2 separate regions of the Mus musculus genome follow, and region 1 is linked to region 2. Evidence: chromatin loops called from intact Hi-C (ENCODE). Cell type or tissue: left cerebral cortex. All regions are shown on one strand.

Region 1 (8,000 bases), 100 kb before region 2:
TATGGCTCACACTCAAATTTGAAGCTTGCTCTGTGGCTGAGGCTAGCATGGTGGCCTACATCTAGTCTTGGACAGGAGGCAGTGCAGGAGTCTTATGCATGGCCGGAAACCCAGAGTCAGAGTACAGGGGTAAGAATCCAGCGGCTTCTCCTAAGAGAGAGCTATAGAGGAAGTGCCCCAGAACTTTCTGGGAAAGCTGAACCTTCCCTGTAACTTAGGAACATAGCAGCTGAGTGGCTTCCCAGCCAGGTCGACTGTGTGAATCACCAGATTTTACAGATAGGAAGCAGTTTGTCCCAGGGCCAGGGGGAGGCTGCCACATGCTCTCCACTGATGAGAAGGAGGGTGACTGGCGCGAAGCTTATGTAGGGATGTCCCTGGAAGTAGGTGGGTAGAGAAGGAGCTTGGCAGATCCAGGCGCTGTTGGGCAAGGGTTATGTGGCCAGCCACGAGGAGTCTGTGTTGCTCTATGGAAGGACTGTGCAGTCTAGAAGCACCTGGTTCCACAGCTTCATCCCAATCTGTCTTGTCCCACATATAGTTAGAGATGGACAGACATCCAGGGGAAGCCACTCCAGCTTCAACAGGAAGTAGGCCTGCAGCTCCCTATTGGAACCCCTTCTGCTCATCCACAGATGTATCACGCTATATCTCAGGAGCAGCTCTCTCCCCCTGCCTGGTCTCCCAGAAGCCCCAGTTTTTCACTACTCTGTCACCATCTGTTCACTTGTCCTTGTCCCTCACTGACCTGCAGGTGCTGCAGGGGATAGCTGAAATCTCCTGTCTTTTCTCTAAAGCCTCCAGACTCCCCCTACAGCTTCTGGACACAGTCTTGCCTGAGACTTGGCAAAGGTCAAACAGTTGGTGGATGAATACATGAATGAATGAATGAATGAATGAATGAACAAATGAATAAACAAATAATGCATAAGTGAACCAACTTAGTGAATTCTGGACAAGAATAACTGTATGCCCACCTTAGCACTGTATATTTATTAATCATTGATCAGAAAGAACTAGTATAGGCACTGGGATCATTTTGGAAGAGGCAGAAGAATATGGGAGTTGGAGGATGTAGACAAGAGTTGTGAAATATTGCTTTGTGGCCATGGATAAGGAAATCAACCTCCATTATTGGTAGTTGCCTATACAAGACCCATATAGATCAAACCAGCCAAAATTCTGGTGTATGAGGAATGTGATCTCTAGGCCCAAACTCAAATTAAGGAGCCATTAGCAGAAGGTGTTTGGTGAGATTTTAGAGACATCACTGGTAGGTTTCCAAAAATATAGTGGATGGTTTTGCACCCATGCCTGTAGGAGAAGTACTAATTGAACCTGGTGTGTTATTTTAAAAAGTTATAAAAATGAGAGGAGGTATATTAGTGGGCATGAGGATGAGAAAGGGAGAATATTGGGAGTAGATATGATCACATTTCGTGAGTACATGTATTACATTCTAAAAACAAAATATCCATTAAAAACCTCAATCAATAAATCAATCAACAAAATTTAAAAAAAGAACTCTTATAAAAGCCAATCTTTGTTCACCAATACCAACATTTAGTTAACATGTACTTTTTAACCCCACCCTCATCTGACCCCTGCTGTCCAGACATAATACAGTAAAGGTCTGCAGTCCCACACTCTCACTTGACCCTTAAGCAGGAAGGCTTGGGAAATGTAGCCTTCTGCAAGATGGCTGCCCAGGGCTCTCATCCAGCTGGGCTGGGAGTGCCCCTGAGACACACTGGCTTCTCAGACTTCAGATGAAATTCCAGCCGCCTCCACCTTCCCTCTCCTTGGAACAATGTTCTGGGTGGGACTTGTGAATAACAGATGCTTCCCCTTCTCTGTGCCTCTGTTGGGGAGGGTGCTCATGGCCCATCGTGGTACTGGACAACTGGGCAAGATCAGATGAGACTGTCCAGCCCTACAGGCGCCAGGAGCAGAACTCTGAGATCCCTGGTCCTCTTGCATGGATAAAGCCCGAGCTCATGAAAGAGACAGGCATTGGGTGGGTGTGTCGTGGAGAGATGGGGTGAGTCTGAGAAAGTTTTGAGATTTTGAAGCTTTCTTGAGTGTAACCATCTGTAAGTGAAACATGTCCTAGGTCCCTTGAACCTCTGGGTATAGCATAGTTGCTACTAAGTAGTCAGCAAACATCTTCTGAGTGGCCATCCAGAGGCCTCAGACCCTTTGGAACAGAGCCACAAGAAAGATGGGAGCCCTGAGGAGGAGCCAAGAGCTGCACTCTCACCATTCACTTTATCCCGATCCTGCCCGTGTCTGCCCACAACAAGCAGCCCTCATGCAACCCTGCCAGGACTTGGCCTAGGCAAGCATCGAAGGCAACGAGAAAATAAGAGAGTTGGTCTCCACCTGATTCTCAGCCTAGTTGCCAATACACATAGAGCTGACCTAAAAGTCCTGAGTCTGGAGACTATGAGTCAAGGACAGAAGGGGGCCTGCAGGACCTCCTAAAAGTTCTAAGAAGTGGCCTGAAAGAGGGGGAATCATTGAAAAGCATCCAGAAGGAAGGCCATGTGAGGAAAGCTAAGATTTGAGTGATTCGGGGAGGGTGCAAAAGAGATTGGCAAAGAACTGCCAGGAGCTACGGGGTCAGAACTATCAGGCCACCCGCAGGTCAATTTCAGACTAAACACATGAGCACATTTGACCTGCTGGCTTCCCTACCTCAGGTAAGGAGGCTGAGGGCAAAGGAAATGAAGCCCATTCATCTTCTCTCCTTGGAGCAGAGGCACTCGAGAATCAGATCTGGGAGACTTAACTTTACATGACAGGCAGCAGGGCACCTCAAAGGCCTTCTGAGAAAAGCTCCCCTGACCATTTTAGGAGGAATATCTCCTTCTCCTCCAGCGATTGCCCTGACACTCAGCCCCCACATCCATTCCCTTGCTGAGGAGAGGGCGGGACTGGGGGACTTGGAATGCAGAGTGCATGTGGGAGTTTGGCAGTGGCAGACTTGCCTGCATTCTCTCAGAACTTGGCATGTACGCCCTGGGCAAATCAAGCTGCCCTGGGAACGGCTCTGGGGCGTCCCCACAGATGCGCTGGTGTGGATCCAGCCAGGGCAGACAAGCTGCTATAGCAGAATGAGCTCCCAGCTGTAGCAGGCAGGGTGAGATGGCACTTATACTCTCTAAAGCAAAAAAGAAAAAGAAAGGCAGGGACACCTTGAAATTTAGGAAGGATCTTGGAAGACACCAGGTCCCTAAGATGAGCAAAACAAGGCCCGGGCTGATGGCATGATTCCAAATGACCCAGGCCACACCCACCTGTGGCTCCAGAGAAAGGAGAGAAGGCAAAATGCCATGCAAGGTACATGGTAGACAGCAAGAAGATGCATGCTGGAGAGACGAGTGCACTGAACCTGTCCAGGGGCTTGGGGTCCTCTTTAATGATTTGAGCCCTGTTGGTGAGGGGACAATAAACAATGCACATTTTTAAAAGAAACGTGCTCCAGAGTTGTTACCAAAGACACTACAAAGTCTTTGTAGAAATCCTCTGGCCCAGTCCTGCAGAGACCCTGCCCTCACAAAGCTGCTGGAGTAGAGCCTGTCTCTGCATTGGGATTTGAGTTTAAGGGAACAGCCAGGACAGATGGTGACCCCAGAGTCATATTTTGAAACAGACTGACTCTTGTTTAACCCAGATGAAAGGACAACTTGACAGTCTCCAAATGTTTGCCGGAGGAAGGACTTGTGGCCTCTAAGAAGCTGTGAGGGAATCTGCAAGGTGCTAGAGGCTCCAGGAAATGGAATAAAGAGACAGGCACATTGCAGGGACCAGAGGATAACCAGCGTCCCACAGTGTGCTACAGAGAGTAAGAGATGGGAAGTGGATGCCGGAGTGATCTGCCAGCAAGATCCTGACCAATCGCCTCCTAGCTGGGGACCTTGCGTTTATTCTTCAACTTCTCTGAGCTTAAGTCTCTATCCAGACACTGAGATGATGCAATACCTCGCTCTCAGGATTGCAGTGTAAGGTGAATGTCATGATTAGAAAGGGCCTACCACTGCTGGTCCTGGACATTCAGAGAGAACAGGTCAGACGTGATCCTGTTCCCATAGCACAGGCGTCCACCTTGAGCTCCTCACATGTCTGGGAGCCAATGCACTGTGAGCTTCAGAACACAGGTGCCTGGCCTCAGCCCCAAGGGGAGTTGGGGTGATGCCCCAGGCCTTGGTATTTCAGGAAGCTTCCAGGCCTACTGCTACCCAGAAGAGTGAGGACCAAGGTCTCAGGAGCGCCCATGCTGGGCAGATGCTCTCCTCAGACTCAGCATCCCCACTGACTATCTCATGTAGTCTGGGCATCAGGATATCTCCTGCTCCTCTGTCCAGATGTGAAGCCCACACTTGAGTAAGGTGCCCTGGTCACAGCACTAATAAGTGACCGAGCTGGGATCTGAAGTTCATCTAATGCCTGCAGAACTCGCTGCTAGCCATGCCATGATAGGGGACAGACAGACAACTTACCTGTGCTCAAGTGTTCTTGGAAACTTCAAGAAAGGGGTGGGGCTTCACTTACCCAGACAGCAGCAAACGCTTCTAGACTAGGTTCTGAAACCTTGTATTGCTGACAATGGCTGGTCTCTACCTTTTCCCACCTGCAGTTTGGCAAAGCCCATATAGACAATCACCAACACCCAGATGCTAGAAATGGGCAGGACCCATGAGAAGGGAGGGCTAGCCGGGTGAGGTACATGAATGATAAACTGTGCCTTCGCCCACAAGGACCCAATGTGTGGGTGTAAACCACACTGCGTAGGAGGCTGCCTCCAAAGGGTGATTCTTCGAAATCTTAAGCTTGGGGCAGCACTGGCTGGATTCCCGCATGCATATTCATGAAGAGGATTTTTCACATTCCACCCAAGCTTCCCATGTGAGAGCAGCCCCACTCACTTATTCCTGGAAAGGTAAACATGGGCTGAGAAGGCAAGCTTCTGGAAGCCGTCAACACACACACACACACACACACACACACACACACACACACACTCCCTCATGCAGCAAGCATTATTTATGGAGCACCTGCTGTGTGGCAGGCACCATTCTAGATGCTGGAGGTGCAACAGTGACAGACACAAGTCCTTTTGGAACCGAGAATTCTCTTGCAAGACTCTGGATCACAATGGTCTACATACCGTCATCCAGTACATTGTCCTAATCCACATGGGCTGTGAAGGAGTAAAATTTTGCCCAAATAACACTCTGGCACCTTGGACAACAACTTGTGTCTCTCCCATAATTTAGGAACCTCAGTTCTACATAAAATCCCACCTCTACCCAAGTTGCTCATCATGAGAGAGAGGACCCCACACCTGTAGGCCCAACTTAGCCCACAAGCCATAGGAGCTTAGAAACTCCAGGAGAGCCTCGTGCTTCAAAGCCCTTCAGTTCTCATGTCATAGCACACGGGTGTTTGTTTGTCTTAGTGATGCTCTGGATTTCTCCCCAGTTGTGACTGGTCTCCTGCCCCGACTTCCCAACTGCTGAATAAAGTGCATGCTCCAGGGAATAAACAGTGCGGCTCTTTGCAGGCCTTGGTTACCCAGCCAGGAACCTCTGCACAGCAGTCAGAGGAGCCACTAAAGGGATGGATGGGGGACAGGCATGACAGGTCCGGAGGAATTGCTCCCTTAGTCTTCCTGCCCAGACACTCTCCAGGACCTAGCTTCCTCCTCTGTCTCAGCAAGAAGAACCCAAGGCTCACTCACACTGGATGTACATTCTCAACAACACCCTCCACAGAGAGGGAAAGAGCAGGATGGAATCTAGTACTGTGAAGTGGAAACTTCTAGTTTCTTTGGAAAGTCGGTTATGCCAAATGATATTTTGCTGGGGCACACAGGTGAGGGGATGTCTTGCTAAAGCAAACACATGAAAGACTGTTTTCCTGAAGTAGACACAGGTGAAAGGATGTTTGGATATAGCAGGCACGTGAAAAGATGCTTGATGAAGGAGTATAAATCTGACCCCACAGACAGTGGGAGATGAGCACTGAGCCTTGGTTTGGTTTGCTCTGTTTCGTTATTCTTTGCTAGCAACAGGAATGTATTAATTCACTTTACATAGCATTGTTGAGCTCAACTTGTGATAACTTTGACATTGAGAGAAACTTGCCTAAGAACTGCTCATGAGGCAACTTGTCACTTCTGTGGCCTTGCCTTAGGTTGGTTGGCCAGCCTGGCAGTTTCTTCAGGACTGAACTAGAGCTGCCTGGTGTCTGCTTGCTGCAAGGACTGGACTGTAGCAGCCAGTTCATACCTGGTGTCTGCCTGCCTAGAGAACTGGTCTGCAGCTGCTGAGTTATATCTGATGTTTGCTACAGGACTGAACTGCTGCCAAAGAGGACCAAGCTTGCCCCCAACGAACTATTGCTGAACAAGTCCACTTCCCCCATATGCTAATAACTTTTCTCTTCTACTACCTCTGCTGGGTACTGGTCTAGGGGAGAGATTGAACCTTTATTAAAAATAGGTTGCAAAAAATGTATGCCTAGATCCTTCACTGGAATCAGTATGTTCTTCTATAAGCAGAGGAAGAGAAACAAGAAAGGTCCTCAAACCCAGAGTCTCACTCTACACTCCTCCAGGACTCAAGGCCTCCATCCTATGCCAATCCCTGGGCTGTGAGCATCATATGGGACCTGGGGGTCATGGTACCTAGGCCAGGTACCTAGGCTAGGTACTGATGGTGCATCCACCTTCCTCCCAGAGACCCCTTCTGTCCCTTTTTCTTCATGCACTCTGGGCAAGGCAGGCTGTTCCTTTTAAATATTTTTTAAATCTTATTTTATGTATATGGGTGTTTGGCCTACATGTATGCCTGTGCACCACATGGGTGCCTGGTATCTGTGATGGCCACTAGAAGTGGCACTGGATTCCCTGGGTCTAGAGTTACAGACAGTTGTGGTGTTGGGAATTGAATATGGTTCTCTACCCACCAGGTTCAGCTCTATCAACCCAGCACCCTTCCCTGAGTAAATTCATTCATCCTTTGGACCACATCTTACAGGTCACACTTTTGGGAGACTTCCCTGATGCCCTCATACAGATGAAAGTATCCAGTGTGTGTGTGTGTGTGTGTGTGTGTGTGTGTGTGTGTGTGTGTGTGTGTTAGGACCCTATACTTTAGTTTTTCATGAAACCAGGTATTGCCTTGTAGCCCAGGCTGGCTTGGAACTAGTAACCCGCCTGCCTCCCCCTTCTCCTGAGTGCTAAGCTAAAAGCATGTACTACCATGCCTGGCTCCTATCCTTCAGAACCCTGTTTGCCATTTATCATCACCAAAGGATTGTTTTGGATAAATCATTGGTCTTAGCATCCCCCAGTGGAACCAGGCCTGCCTGTCCATCATTTTATACCCAGCACATCATACATTGCCTTGCGTACAGTAAGTGTTTAAGTGAAAGTGAAGGAACAGAGGCATGAATTTGAAAAACCTACTAGGCTTCCACAGATAGATGAGCCTTTTCTACCATAGAACTTCACAACTATTTCTGTCCACCCATCATTGCTTAGCAGACTCATCTCTCCCACATGTAATTACAGTTGTTGCTTTCCCTGTCCCAGAAGGCTCAACAACCCTAACCTCCAAAGGTGAGTGGTGTTGACCTGGCCCACTCAAGGTCCTTGGTGAAAAGAACTTGCAGATGAATTCTGTCCCCTAACAGAGTAAACCAACGTGGAATGAAGCCACACGAGGGCTTACTGGTGACACTGAGCTTAGGCCTCGGTCCCGTGACCTATAAGGATGTCATGTTAGCATCCAGCGGCTGCTCAGGCCACAATGCCTTCAGCAGTATTTCTTCTTAAAACAGGGCTCTGGGATGGGCACTGTGAGTCCCTAGCTGCCAGACTTACAGGTGCCACAATCTCTCCCCTGAGAAGTGGCTTTACATCAAAAGGGTATTGGTAGCCACTCATCTTGCTCCCCACCACCTTCTCTGATCCTGCCTAGGAATCAGAAACC
Region 2 (8,000 bases):
GCAGAATTGACTTGTGAAGTTACAGCGACCTCAGTCCTGGAATAACCCAACATGCCAAGGATGGTCTTATACCCAGCTAAACTACCCCACAAATATGGAAGAAAGGCTTTTTAAAAATTCCCAAATAAGCAAAACAGCCAGATGCAAATGATTCTACTTTTCAGAGAAGTATAACATCCTTGCAATTCAAGCAAACAATATGTGGAACCTCAGAATGTCAAGTACAACTCGGGAACTGGTGTCTACACCAGGAAACTGAAGGACCCTGTGAGTTTATGTGTGTGTGGGCGGGGGGGGGGGGGGGGAGACAGAGAGAGAGAGACAGAGACATCTCCAGAAGACATACTTAAGCCATCATGCAGGTAGGTGATGAATCTGTAGTGGACTCTCATCATTTTATGAGAACCATCATCCTGGTGACCACTCTCCTGTAAGACTCACCCCACTGATCCCCACACCCAGTGTAGAAAGGTGATCTGCTATGAAGACCACCTGTCTCGGTATGGCTTTGCAGAAGAGGCTCAACTCTGAACATACCTGTTCAAAGCTGGCAGGGAAAGTGCTAAGATGCCCTGAATAACAGCAAAGGCTTTAGTCACCTGTGCCCCAACACCACAATTCTTTTCTACTCCTCATTGACTGTTCATGTCCCAGCTCCCTATTCCTCTGGCTGAAAGACCACATCAACTCCATCTTGGGTTCAGGTTCCATCTTAAAGAACTTGAGTTAACCAACAAGCCTGCACCTAGCACTAGTTTCAGGTCTTTCCTAACAACCACGCATCAGGAGGAAAGCAAAAGTTACAGTTGTACCTAAAGATATTTACTTATGAAAGTTTACAGCTTGGCTCCCAGCACCAGCCAATCATTCTAAAGGGCAACAAATTCTGTAATAGCCCCGCAACAAAATGTGTGCCAGGCTGGAATCCCCTTGCTTGTTTGCTTGCCTCAACAAAAGGTTGCTTGAAACTAAGCAAGGGGGTTCACCCTCCTGTCCAGCCGCATCAGTGACTACAATGTGGCCCGCACTCGAGCTTGAATAAAGACCCAGTGCAATTGCATCAGAATCAGCTCCTTGGTGGCCTCTGGAGGTTTGCAAAATGGGCATGACAGTGGCTATTCTTAGTTGTCACCTGATTACATCTGGAAGTAACGAGTGCCTGGGCACACCTGTGAGGGGTTTTTCTTAAATAATTTGAAGCTGGAAGACCCACTTTTTAATCTAGGTCTTTTGAGGTGGGAAGATCCATTCTTAACTTGGGCCACGCCTTCTACTGAGAGTCTACATAAAGGACATGGAAGATGGAAGCTTGCTTTCTCTGCCTGACTGATCTCACTCTCCCTGGCAGGTCTACTCCTTCACTTGGATTAGAGCCCGCTTCTTTGAGATCCCAGTGCATACTGAAATCCAGCGGAGACATCCATTCTCGTGGACTGAACAGCTACTGGGTTCTTGGACCTTCCATTGGTAGACTAGCCAGGGAAGAGTGAGGTAGCCATTGTTGGACTAGCTGGACCATAGTCTGTAAGCCATTCTAATAAATCTACTTTTTCAATTAATCATCTATCTATCTATCTATCTATCCATAGTCACCTTTCAGTTCTGTTCCTCATCCACCCACCCACCCACCCACCTATCTAGCTACACCTATTCACTTATCAATTCTCTATCTATCTATCTATCTATCTATCCATATTAACCTATCAATTCTGTTCCTCATCCATCCACCCACTAACCCACCCATCTATCTATCCATATTCACCTATCAGTTATCTATCTATCTATCTATCTATCTATCTATCTATCTATCTATCTATCCATCCATCCATCCATCCATCCATCCATCCACCTACCTATCTACATAGTCACCTATCAGTTCTGTTTCTCTAGAGAACCCTACCTAATGTCTCATTCCTCCCCGGATCTGTGATGCTTCTTGCCTTTCATGCCATTTCCTTCCCATGGCCCACTTGCTAACACTTCTAACCCTAACCTCTTTCTTTCCAGGTCAGGGATCCCCCAGACGATGGTGGTCATGGTAGATTCTATTAGTCCCGGGGGAGAGAAGAGCCACAGCCACCTGCCAGTGTGAACGAGCCCTGTGAGAGCGACACCTGTTCACAGGTCGGACACTTGAGCCTCAGGCTCTCCTCCAGGACTCAGGAGTCACCCATGCAAATCATACCCTAAACATCTATCATCACACACCCAGGTCCCTGAAGGGCAGGCTAGGACTGATGCTCTTCTGTGAGTCACAGATAGAAAAGCAAAACAGAACCCTAGGATCCAAAGCAAGCTGCCTCAGCCACTCTGCACACCAGCACTGCATCCACACACTAGGGACGGGAACACACAGGCAGGACAGCTGGAGGCACTTCCTCACATCCATGTGGCCTTCTAGACCCTTCACCCATCACTGAAGGGAAAGCCGCCTCAAATATTATAACATCTTCAAAACTAAGAGAATATTGTTTTCCTGGTCTTCCCACACCCTGAGGCTTACTTCTCCTGGTGGAAGAAATCAGTGAAGAGTCCTCAAGCAGAGCCAATTGGCCACCATGCCTCTGAGGCACACAGGCACAGGTGCAGCCGCCCACACGCCGGGTGCAGTCTGGGATGCCGCCGACTGCATGTCTGGCCCACCCAGGCTGTTTTCCTCTGTTTGGGGAGAGGCTCTCTGCTACACCAGGCCCACCTAACCACACTATAGAAGGCAGAGGGAAGCAGAACTGTGGACCCTCCCCTGACCCACAAGTCTCCCCAGACAAGGGGAAGGCCATACCCCGCCTGCCTCAGCATGAGAGCTGAGCTGTGCAGAAGCCACCCCACCCCACCCCACACTGATGAAGGGCTGCCTAGTCCACAGAGAGAAAACATCTGCATTATCCTGTACTGGCTTCTGAATAAACGCCTGCTGACACTCACTGTGCTTTGCACTTTATACGGGCCTATTATGAGAATCTAAAGGGGTGGGATGGCTCAGTGGGTAAAGTGCTTGCCTTCAAAGAGTGGGGACCAGAGGATGGACCCTCAGCATCCACAGAAAAGCCTGACTGACATGGAGGTCTGCAGAGAGTGATCAAGGCAGACACCTTGATTTAAACTCTGACCTCAACACACATGTGCCTCAGATATGTAAACACGCTACATACACATAAAAGAGGGTGGCGGGGGATCTCAAAGATAACATCTCAGAGACCCCCCACACACATGCTAAGCCCTACCTGCTCCCGCCCCCACACCCAGTTTCCTGGTCTCCATCTCGCTCACAGGAACTCCAGTACAGAGCAGGTCAGTCCAGGCAAAGCAGACCTGATTCTGAGGAGCGATACCCTCAGCATACATGTCTGAGAGAAGAGCGAGAGAAATACGCTGATGCTTTTAATCCATCGCACTTGTGTTCTCGCAATTGACGGGGACGAAAATAAGATCTGCAGTCTACCTTCTGACTGATGTCTTCTTGAGACAGGGTCTCATGTAGCCCAGGCTAACCTCAAACTCTCTGCGTATCCAGTGATAACCCTAAACTTCTGATTCTCCTGCTTCCACTTCCCAAGTGCAGGGATTAGGGGTGCGCTGTCAAGCTGATTATTTAAAATGGGGTGCTGCGGATTTAACCCAGGGCTTCATGCGTGCAAGGCGGGCACTCTAGCCAGAGACCCACACCCTCAGTTCACTGGTGGCATTTCTAATTGTTCCTATTAGCTTCACCAAGTTGGTGAGCTCTTGGAGCTGATCTGGAGTCATTCAGACGGTTGAATTATCCAGCAATGTCCACAGCAGCTGCCTCATCACCAACTCTCAATAATCAAATACTATAAGTAATAATATCTATAATCAAATAATATTATAAATAATATTATTAAATAATCAAATGCTATTTAAGGAAAAGCTTAAAAGTTGAGTTTCATGTAGAGCATTACATTTCTTGCTGGAAATACCCTCTTAAGTTTATAGGGCCTTGGCAAACCCTATAGCTTCTTTGAGCTTTCAGATGTGGTTAGCCTGGTTTGGTCAGTAATGAACATTATGATAGAATTTTGGCTGTGGCATCAACGCATAAGCAAAAGCATTCTTTATTGTATGAATCTAGACTATCTCACCCCACTCACACCTGAAGAAATCAACAGTATTTCTAGTGTCCACCTCATCCCCCTGAGAGAACTCTAACTCAACATTTGAGGTATTAACAGTTTGTGTAAAATGTGCTACAAACACCCAGGAAGCTTTGTATGTATCAAAATAAAGTATTTACCTTTTTTGCTAATGAGAATAAAAGGCACCATTGTAAAATGCACATCTTGATAGGAAAATATCCTTTCCAAATACCAAAGGCAACATCTTAGGATTGCCCTCAGAAAGCAGGATGCCAGGAGACATTTTTAAAGTTTTCAAAATCTGTACAAAGCTTATTCACACTCTTGTGACACCCAGCACATTCACGAATGACAACCGTGTACGCTGTCCATCTCATTGGGCACACAGTCCACAGCCGTGGAGGGCTCCTTCCTTGGCAAGGCGATGCACTACGACATGCGCTCCTTGAAGAACCACCTCTGGTTATCTGAGTTGGTACAGTCCCGTAAGTATGGTGCAAAGCCGTTGTCTAACACCTTCTCTGTGGCCTCCACACATTTCCTGCTGTGCTTGTGAACTAAAGTGCCATCCTACAAATGAAAACATTGTTATGTTCAAAATTATTTTAGTGATTGCTCAGAAAAGCCACATTTCCCTTAAGGCAGATTTTGAAGACCCCAAGGAGTGACTTTTAGCATTTCGTAAATGTCAGTAAATGCAAAACAGCGCCACCTGCTGGCTACTGAAGAGGATGGGAGGGAGCCTCTAGCTCCTCACCACTCCCCTCCTTCAGTGAAGTCACAGCCAAGATCCTTTATGGACCTCCCTCATGTCTCTCCATCACCTAACTCCAACCTTATGACTTCCTTCTCCTGAGCCGTTTAACAGCATCACGTGACCTTCTAACTTGGTGGCAGCATATCCAGGTGAGGGACCTGAGTCCACAGGTCACCTGTTCTCAGCCTGGTCACAGTCTCACATCCCAGGTCATGGCAGTCTTTAACGGCCAGCTTGCTTCCTCAATACTTGCTGTGGGCATGGAGAGCCTCTCTTTGCTGTGTATCTTGCCCCTCTCTCTTCTGTAGTGTAAGGAACATAACAAGGGGCCAGCAGCCAAAAGTGACAATGCATAGGCTCCTGGTTCCGAGGGAGAGGCTTTGCAAACTGCTAGATGCTGTTAACCCCCACACTTCCATGGCTCTCCAAGTTTCCCCCTGAGGAAGCTAAAAGTAAGGGACTCACTACAGCATCTCTCTGGCCAGCCTTCTACACAAACCCACGTCTCCAAAGGGATCACTGAACTTTAAGGTAAAATGTTTGTTCGTGTGGGGGCTATGCACGTTCACACACATAGGCGTCTACACATACATGTATGTGTATGCAGAGACCAGAAGATGACAAGGTATCACACCTCCACCTTCTTTACTTGAGACAGGGCCCTTTCTGACTCTAAAGCTCATCATTTTAGCTAGCCAGCCTGTCCTGGGAACCCCTCTGCTTCCTAAGTACTGCCTCCCAGGCGACCTGTCAGGGCGTTACGGGGTGATGAAAGTCTGAACTCCAGTCTTCATGCCTGTGTGCCAAGAGTGTTACCCATTGAGCCATCCCTCCAGCCTTACAGTGGAATTCTTAATGCAGCATGTGACCAATCTTGTTTCTAGATTGTACTATCGTTGGGGGCGGGGGTAGAAGAAAAATGCAAAAGGAAGAGGACAACAGATTGTGGACTGTGTGGATTATTTTTCCTAAACTATTTTATTTTAAGACACATCTTGCTGCCCTGGAACTCACAATCCTCCTGCCTCAGCCTCCTGAGTGTTGGGATTATAGGAGTGTGCTACCATATCCAGATCTTACTTTCTTCTTAAAGTCAAACAGGATAAGACCACAGGGTTAACACCGCAGCTCTTCCAGGGAGCCTGTAAACTCCACTGCTTATTATTCTATTTCTCTACAGGAAAATATATTTCAACTTTGAATGGGATTTTTGGACTGCTCACAAATGGGTCAATCAACAGTATCTGGAAAGCCAGCTCTATCCCAGGCTGCCTCTTTGGTCACATCCCAAGCAGCCACAAGTTCTCTACAGGCCCTCACAGCTTCCACAGGAAGTCCCGGGAATCTCTAAGTCCTTCCCGGAGCAGAGCAAGGCTGCTGTTATCAAGCCTGTTTCAGAGCAAGGTGAAATGATGCTCAGAGAAGAAGGGTGGGTCATGCCTGGGTCTAACCTCATGTTCTGGCACTTGGGTCACTTACGACACTCATATACCCATCTCACCCCCACACATTAGTGTCAACTCTACTTTCTATTACAACCCACAGCAGCTCATACCGTAAAAGACTGAAAAAGAAGAAAGCCTCACTGTTACCAGAAGCCATACACTCACAGTCATTCCCCCAGGGTCAAAGTGAAGTTTCCAGTGTCTGAGACCCACCGGGACCAGGCTAGAGAGTACACCTGGCTTCCGCACAGGCGCACAGACCTGGGCCGATGGCACCGAAAGCTGCATTCACTGACCTCCTGTAGGATGAACTCCTGGTTCTCTGGGACGGTCTCTCGGCAGAGATCCATGACAAGGGTATCCTTCCCGTCCTCCACGGTGATGCAGGCTTCGGGCTGGCGGGTGTTATAGCGTATTTCTTTCCGGGTCGTATACTCGAAAAACTAACAACAGTTTAACAACCAACAGATGTCAGTTTACCTTGTGATGTGGAGGAAGATGCCCTGCACAAGATTATCTAGGGCGGTAGTTTCTCAACCTGCATATCAGACATTCACATCACAGTAGCAAAATCATAGTTATAAAGTAGCAATGATAATAATTTTATGGCTGGAGCTCACCACAACATGAGGAACTGTATCGAAAGGTCACAGCATTAGGAAGGCTGAGAACCACTTCTCTACTGGAAATAAGTGAGGGTGGGTTAGAGCACCACCCCTACCCCACACCACCACTGCCATGACCCTGTATTACGGTTCCAGGTATCTTGAGGTACTAAGTTGACCTCTTATTTAAACCTAGATAAGTCTCTACTCCTGGATTTTTTTCTGCCATGACACATCCAAAGTAACAGACACCGTGAATCCCACATGCTAGGCTAGTGCTCTGCCACTGAGTGATACTCGTGCAGAGGGCTAGTGAGAGGGGTAAAGGCTCTGACGACCTCACCTGAGTCCTGTCCCTGGGATCCACATGGAGGGAAGAGAGAACTGACCCCCACCGTTCTGACTTACACACACACACACACACACACACACACACACAGAGAGAGAGAGAGAGAGAGAGAGAGAGAGTAGGTATATACACACACACACACATACACAGGCAAATAAATAAATATTTTTTAAAAAGTGTTTTAAAAGAAGCTTGCCCCTCCCCATCAAGGCCCACGCCTACCTGGTTCTGACCCATCCCATGGCAGAGGTACAGAAGGACCTGGTGGCCTTCAACATGGTTTTCATTGGGAGGATTGTAGTCAAGGCAGTACCCTCTTAGGCCTCTGTTCTGGAGCTAAACAAGACACAGAGGTAGCACCTCAGTCTAGATTTCCACACACCAAAAGGACTCCACACAAGGAGAGAGAAGAACACAATGAAAGAGGAGCCCTGTCCCTTTGCCCAGCTCTTTCCAGTCACTATAATGTTTTCCTATGCTAACAACAGATGGGAACTTGGCCAAACTTTAAGACAACAAATCTGGCCTAAAAGCTTGCACCTCTAACTGCTCAGTCACAGCCTTCTTGCTGCCCTAGCACAATCTTGGGTGTGGCCTCACTTCCACGGTTAGGAAACACAGAGGAGAGAGGTCTAGCTTACAGACAGTGCCACGAGTGAAACAGTACACACACAACCAGACTGGGGTAAAAGCAGTCATGGCAGAGAAAATGAGGAGGTGTGGCTCAGACTAATGGAGCCTTCCAAA

Evidence for each region. Hi-C counts contacts between places; a loop is a spot of excess contacts. Peaks named below come from ENCODE experiments on the same cell type or tissue, not always from the same donor. Only the 100,000 strongest peaks of a DNase experiment are listed, where the experiment ranks them.
Region 1: it touches region 2 in a loop (2.5-fold over the local background); 10 of 42 quality-filtered maps call a loop at or near these places.

What each region holds. Positions count from the first base shown.
Region 1 is chr4:47,222,977-47,230,976 of GRCm38, reverse strand. The region is part of intron 2 of Col15a1 (collagen, type XV, alpha 1); the gene reads right to left. It overlaps Gm32317 (a long non-coding RNA gene), which reads left to right. Exons shown (of 4, transcript XR_881237.2): 4 at 1-1,597. Among named protein-coding and RNA genes, the nearest start is that of Gm12426, 17 kb to the right of the region's middle. In left cerebral cortex, no CTCF peak of the experiment used is centred here; DNase peaks (open chromatin) are centred at 345, 1,832, 3,015 and 4,865.
Region 2 is chr4:47,119,104-47,127,103 of GRCm38, reverse strand. It overlaps Galnt12 (polypeptide N-acetylgalactosaminyltransferase 12), which reads right to left. Exons shown (of 10, transcript NM_172693.4): 8 at 7,476-7,589; 9 at 6,596-6,742; 10 at 4,061-4,667. The coding sequence ends at 4,527. Among named protein-coding and RNA genes, the nearest start is that of Gm52731, 11 kb to the right of the region's middle. In left cerebral cortex, a CTCF peak has its summit at 4,804 (motif pointing left); DNase peaks (open chromatin) are centred at 2,575 and 4,790.